2 separate regions of the Homo sapiens genome follow, and region 1 is linked to region 2. Evidence: chromatin loops called from intact Hi-C (ENCODE). Cell type or tissue: PC-3. All regions are shown on one strand. Each heading gives the region's core, and the rest is flanking DNA. Links, peaks and the distances in the headings are about the cores only.

What was found. A loop is a pair of places that touch in the nucleus more often than their neighbours do. Peaks named below come from ENCODE experiments on the same cell type or tissue, not always from the same donor. Only the 100,000 strongest peaks of a DNase experiment are listed, where the experiment ranks them.
Region 1: a loop joins it to region 2, with 2.7 times the contacts of the local background. A loop is called at or near these places in 3 of 110 quality-filtered maps.

Annotation. Positions count from the first base shown.
Region 1 is chr2:204,529,842-204,538,190 of GRCh38, reverse strand. No RefSeq gene overlaps it. Among named protein-coding and RNA genes, the nearest start is that of PARD3B, 11 kb to the left of the region's middle. In PC-3, for the core only: no CTCF peak of the experiment used is centred there; DNase peaks (open chromatin) are centred at 4,030 and 4,360; H3K4me3 peaks cover 619 bases; H3K27ac peaks cover 1,829 bases.
Region 2 is chr2:204,838,692-204,847,040 of GRCh38, reverse strand. The region is part of intron 2 of PARD3B (par-3 family cell polarity regulator beta); the gene reads right to left. Among named protein-coding and RNA genes, the nearest start is that of PARD3B, 300 kb to the right of the region's middle. In PC-3, for the core only: no CTCF peak of the experiment used is centred there; DNase peaks (open chromatin) are centred at 3,730 and 4,180; H3K4me3 peaks cover 449 bases; H3K27ac peaks cover 1,339 bases.

The DNA.
Region 1 (8,349 bases), core at 311-8,310, 310 kb after region 2:
ATTTGCAAAAATGAATTTTTTTCCCAGACTAAGCTAAATTCATGCTTTTCTCAAGAGAAAGCACTTCTACATTTTAACAGTGAAATATAAGCTCTTCCCTGATTGCCAAAATCACCATTAATTTCCGTCATCATTTAAGAAATAAAAAAATTTCTACTCTTGCTCAGTTATCAACTCAAATTAATAGTTTGGTTTAGCTATGATTGCATAGTACTGTAAGCAGCAAATCCAAAAATCTTATTAATATTAAATGCTGCGGTCAAACTACGTGCTATCTGATAATATTTCATTTATTTTATATGCTATAATTTTAGAATTCATAATGAATTCTAAATGAATTCTAATCCATGAATTCATAATGGAAGATTTGAAAGACTATATGATTTACAGTTATGATTCATTTGTATAAAATTATTTGATACAGCCATTAATGCTTTGCCACATGTATACATGAATAAGTATAATTTTATTTCAATATCAAAAAATGAATTAATCCATATTTTCCTTCAAACGTGTGCACACTTGTTAATATGTATATGTTACGACTTTTTAAATGCTCTTTTATTATATAATCAGAATATAAATAGAATAAAGAAAATAAATAGGTTATATATGGACTTTAACATGTCTCACAAGACTTGAAAAGAGCAATTTCACAGCAAACAAAAATAACTATCCGTTTACCATGTATATAAAACTTCTGGCAAGTGATACCCACAAAATGATGGTATTAACAATGAGTAGCATATGTCGGTCATGCCTCTACCAAATCCAATAAGTTTCATTAAGTTGCAAGTTCCTTACTCAAAGAGGCAGTGCTATATGCTGAAGGACTAGGATAGCTATGGATAAGACTAAGAGTGGTCCCTGACTCAAAGACAGCCATGCATAGGCTAGTCAACCCCTGATATAATCTGATATTAAAAGCAAGTAAAGTCATTGGTGATCAGCTAAGCCACACAGATTGGCTCCTTCTAGTATGTAGGCTACAGAATAGAAGAGGATTGGCTGCTTGGTATTGAAGGAATCAAAAAGCCAAAACCTTGAGATTTCAGTGGCTCGTGAGATAAAAGCACTTTTGGAGCTGCCTCAAGTGTCCATTGACCCCAGTACTAACCTACAAATATTGTCAAAATAACAGTCACCTGCTAACCAATTATTTTTTGTCACATTATTTTGAGTGAGACTGATTCTTAAAACCAAAGCAACTTATTCTAGCAAAGAACAAAAAGAACTTAAAAGTAAATTCAAGAGGAGATAAATTAATGGACAATAAGTCATGGACCCAAGGCTTTTACATATATTTTTGCCAGAATGAACCCAGGGCCTACTGACAATAAACTGGATTATAGCTAGAGTAATTGGGAAGTCAATGGAAACTTGAATAAATTTTCTTGAAGAAAGGAAATTGAACACTGGCTCTTAGGAGTTGGTAAGCCGTGATTGCAGGAAGCTGCAGGAAGCTATGTGATCGTGCCCCTGCACTTCAGCTTAGGCAACAGAGCAAGACTGTCCCAAAAACAAACAAACAAACCAAAAACAAAAACACTTTATGAGCTAAACTAGAGTAATCACCAAGGAAACACCCATTTAGGATGGGAAGATACAGCATAAGAACAGAGCCAAGGCCTGGGACTTTTCTGCATTCCAGAAGAAACAAGCAAACCATTTTTTCTTGAATAACTATTTGATGGTTGCAAATATGGCCAACCATAGGCAGAAACCAGAGACAATGAAACTTTATTCTTGAGAGGCATATTGTTAGGAGGAACTCCCCAGAAGAGCATTTGAACCCTACTGCTGGGGCTCAGAAAACAATATCCCAAAGTATGGCACTTTGGCATGCTAGTCCTTTGAACTAAAGGAGGTTGGAAGCCCTCAGAAGCAGTTTCAGAAGCAAAGTCTCTCTCTCTCTCTCTGATCTTCTGCTGCCCTCCTATCTCCTGCCCCCTACCCCTCTTTCTCCTCCAAAGCAAGTCATAGAAACCAGAATTCCTCTTCCCCATGGTGGGTCATAGAAAATAGAACCCATCTTTCCCAAAGTAAGTCATAAAACCCAGAAATACGACTCTAGCCTTCCCCTTACTCTAACCTTTCTGTATAGGAACTGGCCATGGAGAAGTTCTCTGATCTACCTTAGCTGGTAGTAGAGCATAAGACTTTTGTTCCAGAGGAGTCCTGCCTGATAGCTAGAAGGAAGGAACTCTACACAGAGAGGCCAAGAAGAATCTGAACAGACAGGTCTTGCTAGGTCCCTGCCTCCCTAGCCTATTACCATTATTTAATCCCATGTTTGTCCAATTACATTTATACATGGCTGTTTGCCTATTCTTCATCAAATTCAGACATAAAAATGTACAGTTTTCCCTGGGTATTTGAGTCTTCATGTCTGAAGGCTCCTGTGTCACATAAAACTTTGATTAAGTAAATTTGTTATGCTTTTCTCTTGTTAATCTGTCTTTTACTGTAGGAGTGTAGGCCATGACCCTTACGATGGGTGAGGAAGGGCCTTACACCTTTTCCACCCCTACCCTACTATAGTATAATGTGCGCTACAGTGAATCACACAGACCCACTCCCCCTTCAGGACTGAATACTCATCCGGTGATGCTGGTATTGTTGGCAGCTGAGAATCTCATCTGAGCCACTAACCAGGAATTACCCTCAATGGAACAGAGCCTCATTGCCCAAGATTGGACCTCATTCATAGGGCAGCCCACATGCCCACATTCAGTGAGTGGTCTATGTGTGTGAGGGAAGGAATAAAGGCCCAGACCCCTTGCTTGAAGGCTGATCAACTCTGAATGTCCATCACAGTTATGGAAAACCTTTGTTGCAAAAGTGTCCCTTCCCAACTCCTTTCTCCACGTAACCCTACTTCACTTCCACACAAGAACTGATTTTGAGCACATTCACCAATAAATTTACACATATGAATCTCCTTCTCATAGTCTGTTCTGCAGATAATCCAACCTAAGAAATAAGGTAATAAAAGAACTGTTAAAAATTCACAGACACGATGCTTTACATGGAAACGAGGGCTCAGGTAATGAGTGATAAACAGACCTAGAGATAATATGAATGCTTGAATAGATGAAGGAATGTATTGTAAATGACTCCAGTTATTTTCAGAAAAACACCCAAAAGGGTGAATTAGCAGAAAATGGAACCAAATAAATAGCTGATAGTAGCTTAGTGATAGTGGCTCATATGGGTCTGATACAATGGCCAAAACGTCTATTGAAGCCTGTGAGCAGGATTCCTGAAAGCCTAGGAGAGTTAACAGGAACTTCCAGCATCTTGAGAAGGAAGCTGTATTAGTCCATTCTTGTGCTGCTATGAAGAACTGCTTGGGACTAGGTAATTTACAAAGAAAAGAGGTTTAAAATTGACTCACAGTTCTGCAGGGTTGGGGAGGCCTCAGAAAACTTACAATCATGGTGGAAGGCACCTCTTCACAGGGTGGCAGGAGAAAGAATGAGTGCAAACAGGGAAAATGGTAGACACTTATAAAACCATCAGATCTCATAAGAACTCACTATCACAAGAACAGCAAGGGGGAAACCACCCCCATATTTCAATTACCTCCTACCGGGTCCCCCCGAAACACTTGGGGATTATGGAGATTACAGTTCAAGATGAGATTTGGGTGGGGACACAGTGAAACCGTATCAGAAGCCATTGCAAGAAAGGCAAACCCCCTCATGTCTCATATTCTAGCTAAAAGAAAATCATTTTAATTTTGCATTCTACTTGACAGTACATTCATATTGTTTTTTTATTAAAAATATGTTTTAGATTAATTTTCATTAAGAAAAAGTATTTTCTTACCATCTCTTTGGCTAAAGAATGGGATGTTAATCCACTGGGTCCTTCAGCTTTATCCAGGCAATTTCTCTCCACTGCCGAAGGTTTATAATTGTTATTACAAATTGAGAAGTTAGTCATCTAAATATGTATTACAAATGGCAATCGTTTACTTTTTTATAACTTTATGAGCAAAGAGCTGAGTGTGGTGACTCATGCCTGTAATCCTAGCATTTTGGGAAGCCAAGGTGGGAGGATCACTTGATCCTAGGAGTTCAAGACCAGCCTGGGCAACATAGGGAGAACTCGTCTCTACAAAGAATAAAAAAATTAGCCACATGTGGTGGCTCACACCTGTGGTCCCAGCTACTCAGGAGGCTGAGGTGTGTTGAGCCCGGGAAGTTGAGGCTGCAGTAAGCTATGATGGCAACATGGCAACAGTGTACTCCAGCCTGGTCGACAGAACAAGGCTCCCCTGCCAAACAAAACAAAACAAAACTTTATGAGCAAAACCAGAGTAATCACCAAGGAAACACCCATTAAATTGATTCAGCTGTTCAGCAAATATTTATCTAGTGACTACTATGTGTCAGGTTCTATTTTAGGTTATACAGCAGTAAATGAGAGAAGCAATACCTCTGCTCTCCTGGAAGCTACACCCAGGACTGAGATTTCCAGAATGTGGCCAAAGGGGCTTTAGTACAAATTTTCATACTACTGTTGGTGAACATTTCAGTAGTCTTTCTCCTGTGAGGTCATGTCACTTCTGACATGTGATGATCAGTAAGCATTTTTGATCCACTCATCAGTTTCGAGTATGCCCTGCAGAATTACTCAAAGGATATTTTAAGTGATGAAAAATTGCTGAGAGTGTTGCTTATTTATTTCTAACTCTATAATTTTCATCAAATTTACAAACTAAGAGTGGTTATCCACAGAATCAATTCTCATTACCCAACTCTCAAACTTCATTTTTGTTATAGCCATTTTGCCATATGCAATGAAAGCCTCCGCAGTTTTGCCTTGAAGGTACTGATTGTGAATAAGAGCTCTAAAACAAAATAAATCTCTGCTTACCTCACCAAAAATTTTAAACTCTCCTTAAGTTATAGTTAAGATAAACAATGAATTCATTCTTCTAAGCTTTTGCCTCTAGTTCTGATATCTTTTTAATATTTTTTTCTCTGTAAGGTAAAATAATTCAGCCTTGAGAAAAATTTATCCTTTACCTTTTCCTACCTAAATCAATGTGCATCTGTGTAGTTGATGAAGTTTTCAAAATTACTTCTCATTTTATTACAAATGACCTCACCTAAAACCATTGGCTTTTAGTTTTAATGTTTGTGTCAATCAGGTTTCTAGAAAGAATCACATGGCACACTTTAACCAGGTTAAGTGATGAAACTTTACTACAGAAACCACTTACTGGTGTGGGCAGCTTTAGGCAACCCAACAATGGCAGGTGCAGTTAGAGCTAGCAAGATGGGAAGACATTACATCCCTACTAAGACTGATATAGAAAGGGCCACCTGACATATCATGAACACTAGCCCAGCAGAGATGCAGCCAATCCATAGCAACGTGGCAGAAAGAGAGCTGGGAGACTAAGTACACCCATCTCATATCCTTCCACATCTATCTCCTACAGGTACATTTCACTGATCAAGCCCACTTGGAGGCAGAAGGCAGAAAGTCCTGTGAAACTCCTGTAGCTAAGAGTTTGTGTGGAAAAGGGTGGAGGGTGGATCTGAAGGGACGTAGGGAATGTGTCCAGCACACTGTTGTTTTAATTTTTTTCTGAAATAATTTATTCTTTTCCCCATCCTATTGAACATTATGCAAAAAAATCAAGAGTCAGACTGTGAGGTGAAGTGTTCACCATGAAGGATGCACCTTCAAGTATGCAATGGCGTGGACTGTGAACATCGCCTCTGGCCATTTTGCCATCCTAGATTTGGCTCCGTCCATCAAGCTTACTTGAGGAACAAGTATTTCTAAAGTCTCTTTGGTGTGGCTTGATCCCTCAATACACATGACTCTCACTAGATAACAAAGCCCTTCATTACTTTTGAACCAGATAGACGTTTGCTAGACTATTAGGAGTTGCTAGGGCTAGGCGCGGTAGCTCATGCCTGCAATCCCAGCACTTTGGGAGACTGGGGCGGGTGGATCACCTGAGGTCAGGTGTTCGAGACCAGCCTGGTCAACATGGTGAAAGCCCCTCCCTACTAAAAATACAAAAATTAGCTAGGCGCAGTGGTGGGCGCCTGTAATCCCAGCTACTTAGAGGCTGAGGCAGGAGAACGGCTTGTACCCAGGAGGGAGAGGTGGTGGTGAGCCGAGATTGCACCATTGCACTCCAGCCTGAGTGACTTGCTAGGAGTGTTTGAAAAGTTTTACTTATCTCTTAAAGTCGATTTTTGTTGCGCAGAGTAACCAAACTTTCGTGCAAAATATCTATTGATATCATCATTAAAATAAGAATGCTGACCAGAAAGGACTATTACTATACTCAATTTGGCATTTTTTGTTTTTCCTAAACACGGCTATAATATTTATATTCATATTATTATTAAAATATTATAATTATCTATTTAAAAGATTAAAATCAGGTGCTAGACTTATATCATAGAATAGGATATAGAAACAGTCTCAGGCATATGAACCATTTACAAATGACATAAGTTTAGAAACAGGTAGTTGGAGAGTCTGCTTTCTGAGTTTATATTTGCAGGTCCAAACTGGTGGTGAATAACACTGGAGAAAAGATGTGAAAAATCAAGTCCTGTTTTCACATTTCTTTCGCTAATATTTTTTCAATCATCTTAAAACAGTCATATCAACATATTAACCCATTTCAAATAGTGCCACTTTTCCAGATTATTCAAGAGGACAAGTCATGCTGCTTCTGCCTATATTTTGTGCTGTACAGAAGAGCCCCAGAGTTTTACTATCATCTCATCCTGTCCCTAGCATCCCCGGGAAAGCTTCTTTAATTCCTGTACACTTGATCTCAGGGACCTTTGAACAAAATAATTGGAATAAAATAACACACCAAAGGTCTAAATGCTGTTGCCGTTCCCAAATGGGAGACCCTCTTGACAACTGTTGACTGAGAATTTCCCCCAAATGTTACAAAGCAAAATGAAAACTTCAGCTTTAGAACTAAGTAGGTCAATCCAAAATGGTGAGTCAAGAGCCCATAAAAGCAAGCCCAGAATCAGAATCCTAACCCAGGAAGGGCTGGCTAATGAGCTTCCAGATTCAGTTCCAATCAAGAGATTAGAGAGGAGCTGCAGTCAAAGCCTGGCAATTAGCATGTTTGAAGCTGTGGCAAAGACAATAACATTAGCAAAGCTAAGAGAAGAAAGGGTTAACAGAAATCTCTGAGTGGTAGAGTGAGGGAAAAGAGGATGGGACCAAGAAGTTAGCCTGTCTAGTCCCTAGGAGGTGTCCTCACCAGAAGACTTCATCATCTCGCTGGCTGATGCTCTCCTCGGTGGGGGAAGAATATGTTTCAAGCACTCTTAGCTGAAGAACCCTTCATTAAGAAAACCTAATTCCTCTTTGTTTGTACTTAATATTCCCCAAGTAATCTTGACTGTAGGTTACATTTCCATCTGTTTGCCTCAGGGAGAAAATGTGTGATCCAAATACTACTTCATGAATGTCTTGTCTAAGTACCACCTTGAAGACTGGCACAGGCTACTGAACTGGATGTCTGGGTCCCGAGCTGGGCTCTGCCACCTACTACCTGTGGGATTCTGGACAAGTGACTCACCCTTTCTGTGTCTCAGTTTCCTTGTCTTAATGGGAATTCATAAGAGATCCTACATACCTTTCAGGATTGTTATGAGAATTGACATGAGACAAAAGACTTTTCAATAGTGCTTTCTGATTTAGACTTCACTTTTAGTAGATTTAGTTGGCTTGAGCCAATTTCTCAGACTTCCCTATTTGTGGGCACTGAAAAGCTTTTATGCTCAGATGCACAGGCTAAGAACTGCCTCTGACTTCCTAACTGACAGAACCCCTGGAAAGTACCTTTGGACAACGCTATCATTCTTTTTTTGTGGGGGGATGGGGAGAAGCAGAGTATAGTAAGGTAAATTCCTACAACCTCGTGGGCGAGGAAAACACCACTCCACACCTTGAGTCAGGGACAATAAGGGAATTGAATCTAGCTATGAGACAGCTTCCCAATCTTTTGCCTTTTGTCCCTGACATTCACTATGGTAGGAAATATCCAAACTCCTTGAAAAAAATATGCTGTGCATATGTAAGGTTTTATTGCTCAAATCACTCTGCCAAAGTCTCACACTCCCAAGGCCAAAGTGCGGCCTTTGAAGAAGTCCATTTGCAGAGGTGTGTCTACCATCTGGCCTAACCTGCCCAGAGGCAGGGAAACTGAAAACTAGTCCGATTCAGAAAGTAAAAGTGCTCCTGGCTCAGATTGAGGGATACGTATCTGGTCAGTACAGCAGAAGGCATCCAAGTTTGAACAGGGGCAACAAGCAGAGGCTGGGGCCTACACCTAAAGCA
Region 2 (8,349 bases), core at 313-8,312:
TATTCTTGAACCAGCATATATACAGATTATGATAAAAGTAACACACTTCAAATATGACTATATTAAAATATAGAGTAAATTTTATAAGAGAGCAATCCCAATGTCTACGACTCTAATTATCTCCTTTCATCTACAGTCAGAGGATGAGTTTGAAAGGAATGGTGGACTGGGCATATTCCCTGTGATTCAGGGAACTGAACACATTACAGGCAGTCGGAATCTCCTGGTATAAGAATTAATTTTTTTCTCAACAAGAAGGCAATGCATTCATCCAACAAGGAGGTAATGTGTCATCTGTACGAAGAAGAAAATGGCTTAAGAAATACTTTCAGGTATAGGAAGCCTCCTGGCTATCTCGTGTGCTCACTGGACCTTGTTTGTACTTGTACACACATAGCTGGGGAAAGAGAGAGAAACAGAAAGAGCACAAGTTCTCTTATAACTCTTCTTATAAGACACTAACCCTATCATATCAGGGCCCCACCCTCACAAAGTTATTTTACTTTAATTAACTCCTTACACTCACATTGAGGGTTAATGCTTCAACGTATGAACTTTGTGTCCACAGCAATGACAATTAGGGATTAATTTTAGCTATTACAATTCTGCAGTGTACACGCCTATGTATTTCTCTAGAACAGATACCTAGCATTTGAATGCCTGATCAAAAGTTACACATTGTTTTTAGTTCTAAAAGTTGTTTCATAAACTATCCTACCAAAAAGGCTTTAGCAATTTCCATCCCCACCATTGGTAATATGAAGAGCAACTGCCTTCCCACACCAGTGTAGAAAGCCAACACTGAATCTATCTTATCACTCCTTATCCATTTTACCAATCTTAAGAAAGCATTTTCTTTTAATTACCAATTCCTAGACAGTGAGCATGAGCATCTTGTCAATGTTTGCCCTTCCTTTCCTCTGTAAACTTATTATTCAAAACCTTTGCATTTTTTTTCCTTTTCTTCATTTGTTTTTCTATTTGGATTTATAGAAACTTTTCTTCATATTCAAGATACCAATCCTTTGACCATTAATTATTCTATTCCCAATCTGCAGATATTCTTTCTCAATCTGGCTCTTGTATTTTAACTACGTATGGTGTTTCATCATATACAGATTTTCCACTTTTATATAGGCATATATGTCAATTCTGCATATAGGTAAGAAGGACAATAAAATCTTGAAAATATTTTTCAGATCACTTATATCTATACATATCATTTAGGGAAAAATGACTTTTAAGTAGTGAGCCATTCAAAGAAGTTTGAGATTGATGTGTAGTTGTGAAGGTTATAGTTTTACATGAAATAAAATCAACGGAAATCAGAGTCTATTCACTTGTAACCTATGTAGAGGTTGGGGTCTCCTATGTAAGGTTCTCAGAATTGAAAGAAATCAGCCATACTCTTATACTGCACAAAAGAGCAAATCAGATTTCATGCATAGGTGCAATCTTTAGAATCTCTGTTTTTCATAAACTACAGAACAAACAAGGACAACCAAGATTTTTAAAAGGTGTTACCACCCCTTACATATCTAACAATGTAATTTTTACTCTATGAGTAAAATCTATAAAATATTAAAATATAATTCTAGTTGGTATTTGATGATTTCTACAATACAGCTTACTTTTTAAAAAAACTTTTATAAGCATTATTAAAAATAACAAATTATACCTATAAAAAGTTAAGGTTTTCCACATGAAAAAGTTGTTCAAAGCAGAAAGTTAAATCCTAAATTATCAGAATATGCAGCTTTAAACAAACTAGTTATTTTCATCTTCCTACTTCAAGTCAGCAAGAATATCATGTATCATAATGAGTGGTGGCTACATACACTTTTTATAGCTTCCAGCTTATTCCCTTTGAGGGTAACATTAACACCTGTCAGACTGTCCTCTATTACATTCTCTCAAATTGACTTCCAGTTTAACACATGCTTCTATTTTCAACTCTCATTTAGCCATAGGTAATCCTCAGCGTGCAGGATACATTTTCCTCTTTTAAGATATATACTCTGTGAGAGGTTATATCTTGAAAATCCTGCATCTTTTTTCCCTTAATAATTTGACCTAGAAATGTGGCCCAGTGGGGGAGGAGAGTAAGAGCAATTGAGGCCAAATGGCAATATAATCACATATAAACAGATAATAGCCTTCTCATATTTAAAAATATATGAAAGGAGAAAGTCAATAGTGTAAAGTTATTAATACATTTTCAAATAAAATAAAACGTACAACTTTTTCAAGTTCTTATTGGAAAAATACACTTGAGAAAAATTTTATCTCACAAATAATTTAATGGGTTGATTTGAGCTAAAAAGAATAGGCCTGTAACTCAGCTGGAGCAATGCTTTATCATTTGGTCAATGCTTCCTGACTCCTATTCACATGCAAGTCACTATGCAGGACTTCATCTTCGATGTAAAAATATATAACACCCAGCCCCCGCCATCCAGGTGCTCACACGTTAGTACCAAAACTTTTATTTGAATTTAGCAGACTTAATATATCTAAAATGACATCTGTGAGAGCATTTCTTTATATTTCATAGAGTTTCCATAAATATAAACATTCCTTTATAGCTCATTGAAATTACAAATTAAAATATTATAACTTAAAAATAAAATTTTGCATTTTTACATCTCCTAAACTAACATTGCTAATCAACTTTAAATGGCTATAAGCAATGACTCAGAATGAGTCTATTTCATAGTTTTTTTTCCTGCTACAATTTAATCGTAGTGGTACTAAAATTATTTACTCTCAGACATCAATGAATGATAATTTAGGAATGGCTAAGTAACTTTTGTACAGAAATAATAATTACATAATTCCTTGGCACAAATTTGGATTAAAAACAAACATAAGTGCACACATTTAAAAGGTAACCACTTCCTTTGGGAAAGGCTTATTTGTGATTAGGTAAGACAATGTCTATCCTTTTTGCATAGTTTACAAACGAGTAGTTTCTCACAAACTAAGTAGTTTCTCTCTCCTGTTAATTTGCTAAATCCATCTGATGGAATTTCGGCTTTCATCAGCTTTGTGCATTGCCATTACTCATAAGCAAAGTCAATATTAAATAAATTAGTGTTACCTGATAGTAGGGGATGTCAGGTCGCAAAAAAATTTTGGAAATTGAACTTTTCCTTTGTAAAACTCCAAAGAATTTTGAGATCCTCTGAATAACATGTATGAATGAAAAAGAAGAGGAAATAAAGACACGTTGAGAACAAGTACAAAAGTATGTTTTGATAGAAAGAGTTGAACCTTTAGATCTAAACAGACAAAGGCAGAAATTCAGATGCACCTGCTTCTCTGGCTTTAAACTCTGGGCAGGTTGATTATGGAAACTGAGTTCTGGACTGGGCGCGGTGGCTCACATCTGTAATCCCAGCACTTTGCGAAGCTGAGGAGGTCAGCAGTTTGAGACCGGCCTGGCTAACATGGCGAAACCTCGTCCCTAATGAAAATACAAAAATTAGCCAGGTGTGATGGTGTGAACCTGTAGTCCCAGCTACTCAAGAGGCTGAGGCAGGAGAGTCACTTGAACCCCACAGGTGGAGGTTGCAGTCAACCAAGATCACGCCACTGTACCTCAGCCAGGGCAATGGAGAAAAAAAAGAAAAAGGAGAGGAGAGGAGAGAAGAGGAAGGAAACAAACTAACTGAGTTCTGTGAGTTCTGTACAGATGATTATGCAGCATAGATATACCATGACTCATGTTACAGAATTGGATGGAAGATTGAATGTCAAGACTGGGACAGTATCTAGTGATTAATAAATGGTAGTGTCCTCCTCCATCCAACTATGAAGCTGACTGCCAAACCTTTGGGGAAGGCTTGTCTAATTTTTTTTTTCTCTCCAAGCTTTCACTAGTGTAACAATTCTCAAAGTATGGGCCGAGGTTTAGCGGCATCACCTTCACCTAGGAACCTGTCAGAAATACAGATCCTCGGGGCTCAGCTCAGACCTACTGAATCAGGAACTCTGCCAGGAGGGCCCAGACACGCATGTTTGAATAAGCCCTCCAGGAGATTCTGATTAACCCTGGAGTTTGAGAACTGCAGATCTTGCGAATCTGAAGCTGATGAAAGTTTTGCCAAGTCTAGCAAAATGACCTACTTTCTCCTATTCTGGTACATTTCCTAATGACTCAGCTTCCCTTCGAGAAATTTAACAGCTTTGAGGAGCTAAGGTAGCAGTCCTCAGTGACTCAGCTCTAGAGAAAGCAGAAAAGCAGCCCACAGCGCAGGCCTGCTGTACAGAGCGATTTTCTTCATCAGAAGTCAGGTTTCAACAAAAATGTAAAATGTTTAAACATTACAAAACACATTGTTTCAAAATCATCTTTTCCAGACATTTGCTCAGCAATTCTAACCAGCTGTTACAGAAACCACTCTCCTTCTCTAGGGAGTTTTCAAAGATAAATTTAAATGGGAAAAACCCCCTTAATGTTTTAGGCACATTTAAAAGAAATTTATTTATTAGAGAGAATCTCCCTCTCCATTCTTTTTCTGGCACAGATCCTCTTACCTTTTATAATAACTCTTCATACCAGATGTTGTCAATATATTGCTCCTCTTTTTTTAAGGTGCTTACTTAATCCTCCTCATTTGAAAAAAACAATATTATTCTTTAAAGGAAATGAAAGCAGCTGAAACCACCTCAATTCTGTAGCATACAAACTCTAGACAATCATTTTTCTTTTTCCCACTACCACTCAAGCACCCATGCTGGTGTCAACAAATCTAATATTTAGTACCCACCTGGGAGTTTTATATCACCTCATTTTAGATGCTGGAGAGATTAGAGAAAGGCTTGAAAGACTATTGCTTTGAAAAATAACCGCTATTAAGAGCACACACAAGCACATGTTCACACACAGGAATATACACAAACTCAATATCCTTCCATGAAATGAAATCTAACATAAGAAAATCCAAATAATTAGAAAAAATTAGAATTTTCAAATGATTTTTAGTCGGGGAATTTTTCAGAGATTTAATTTTCTATGAGGCAGTTGAACCTTCTGGAATATTACCAACCTGAAGTATGTTATTCATGTGAACTCATCTAAATTGAGTTTGCTATTCAATTTCACATATTCCTACAATGTTAAAAAGTTTTCTCTTATTATTTGTTATTTTAAAGTTGTGTTGACACCAAAAAAAAACCCCACCAAAAAACTTCTGCAAAAAAATTAGCTAATTATTACTGTGATACAATTTTGATCATTTGTATTTTATACAATGGCCTATTTAAAAGGGACAAAGATCCTAAGTTTAACTGAGGAAACTGCCATCTTCCCTGTAGAAGAGGAAAAGAGAATATTATTTTCACCAGAAATGGGGAAAAATAAACCACAGAAAATTTGCCCTCATCGCAAAACAAAAGAAAGCCAGTATTCCAGTGATCTTATGAAAATCTGTCCATGTTAAAGACCTGCATCTTCAGATATAAAATCAATTAAACAGCAGTATATTAAAGTGACCCAAAACAGGCACTGACAGTAACATCCCACTCTAGAATGCTACTTGTTGCACTTGTAACTCAACAAGACACAACAGGGGCATTTGTCTACTTTACAAATAAGTAAAATTAAAGAAAAGTAAGGCATACTGTTAGAGTAACAGGAATTTTTTGCCTTGTTCTTGTATATGTGCTCTGGGTTTTCTAACACCTGGTAGTTTTGCTTTAGCTTTGTCTCAATGTGGGCATGCACCTTTTGTCTGGCTCCTTCCCAAGGATACCCTTGAGGCTATAATTTTCCATTCCACTCTGTTTTGGAGCTTCCATGCACTAGTAACCTCTCCGGCAGCATCCAACCTATCACATAAGAAGGAGGGAGCCTTACCAAGTACAAACAGATAAGAAGAAGCAAGCAGAAAACTAAATATTTAACATAAGAAAACCGAGTTGCAGAACAAGCTTCTTTGTGTTGTCCTTGCCAATGTGCTCTTCATGAGCAAAGGTGACTGATCAAATATGACCACTATTTGGGAAAAAGAAAGAAAGAATCAAATTATGTACAGTAGTCTTCCCTTACCCACAGGGGATGTGTTTCCAGACCCCTAGTGGATGCCTGACCCTGGTAATAGCACCAAACCCTATATACACTATGTTTTTTCCTATACTTACATACAATAAAGCTTATCAGTTAGGCAGAATAAGAGACTAACAATGCTAATAATGAAAAAGAATAATTACAGCAATATACTGCAGTAAAAGGTATGTGAAAGTGTTCTTTCTTTCAAAATATCTCATTGTAATGATCTCAACCTACTTTGCGACCGTGGTTGACCATAGGTAACTGAACTGCAGAAGATGAAACCCTGGATGACACTACCGTACTTATCATTGTGGTTAGATAAGACAACCACACGTATTTGCCTCATACAATATACAATTTTGTTATCTTACTGTAGTCAACATCGTGCAAGTTGTTCCAGTTCTATGGAGAGTTGAAAGCTATTGTCTAAGGACCATAGTTAAAAAAAAAAAGGACAAATTCATCTATTTTATTCACTTCTTTTTTAAAATCTATTTTCATGTATTCGTATTAAAGTGGGTAATTTGGGAGGGTAAAACAAAGATTCTGGGTCCCTTTTTACTAGGACTAAAGGAAAGCATGATATTGGAAGTGTAGAGATATTCCCCACTTTCTATTAATTTTATGAAGTAAAACACAGCTTTGGAGTAGAATTTTTCATTAGGTAAAAGTTTTCCTAAAATATTGCTAAGGGTCATTCAATTATTTCTCTACAGCTACCCCAAATAACTTGAATTTGGAAATGCTTCTGATTTTTAAAACTTGCTTCACCCTTAATCTCTGACCCTTCAATTTATATTCAGCTATATTTTTATATGATTTAAAGTATTTCTACTGAGTAACTTCACATGAACTGCTACATTAACTACCTTAATAATATTAAATTGTATAAATTGTATAAGTTTTGACGTAGTGATGGAAAAAGGATGTAAATCCCTTACCTTCCCTCCCTGAATATGTGCTTTTGGGGCTGAGGAAAGAGAAATATACGTAGAGGGAGGGAATACCACTTTTAAGAAAGATATATTAATTATACTTTTAAGTGGCACTAAAATATTTATTGTTAAATGGGACAAGTCTCTTACACATTAAAAGCCGCAGAAACCTAGCCTTACAGACAATGAGAGCTGTCTATTCAAGTTTTTAAACTTCTATGACAAATCTTTTTTCAAAGTATTATCTTGAACAAAAACAGTTGTTCTTCAAAAACCAAATTCTTCATGAAGAATTTGGTTGCCAGTTCATAAGATGATGTTTTTTCTTGCTGATTATACTCAGTTTGTTTGTTTTCCTCCCTGCATTTGTTGTCAAATGCACACACAAAATGAGGCACAAGAGAAAAGGAGGGACATACAGGGAACAGTGGGATGTGGAGAAGAGAAAGATTATACAAATCATCTCTCTCTAAAAGAGTAAATAGAAAGTTAAGAATTTCGAGTGCATGGCCACATCAGATTGAGGCAGGGAGTACATTGAAGAAGTCGCCACAAAGCTGTGGCCAGGCTTAAGGTAAACATTTCTAAAATCAAAATGGAAAATACAGTTAATCAATGGGAAAAGTCTGTTTGGTTTACATATATAATACTTAAGTGTTTTCCTGAAACTACCTTACTAGAAGTAAGAGAATACTTTTACTCAACAAAATGTCTACAAAATGACTTAGAAAATGTAAAATTGATACGATGATATGTGCCTTGCTAACACAACTGACCTTGACCAGAGAAATTTATGCTGCTGTAAAAGCACAGATTTTGTGCCTCCTGATGCCATGAGCTGAATATAAGGAAGCACCGTTTCTCTGATACTCCAAAACACTAACTGTAGCTAATAGAAACCCAGAACAGGGCTGACCTTGTAACATTATGGCAAACAACTCCCTTCTTAAAATCAAATCCTAAATGGAGCCCAGCAGAGATAAATTAACTACAGATTTGGCAAATCAACATCTAGCTTACTTTGGTGTAGCATATGACTTTAACTTCATGGTTAAAATCTCTTTCCTCAACTTATGATCTACACATAGTGAACAGAGGATACCCTAGAACCCTCTTACACAATTTTTACTCAGGGAGCCAGGTTAGGCCCTTTCAACGTCTTGCAATTTTGTTGTTTTTTTAAATTTTTATTTCATTGTGTATTGATACACAATAGATGTACATGTTTTTGGTTACATGTAATAATTTAATACATTCATACTTTTAAAGATCAAATAAGTATAATTGGGATATCCATCATCTCAAATATTTCTCTTTTCTGTATGCTAGAAAGATTCTAATTATTCTCTAATAGCTATG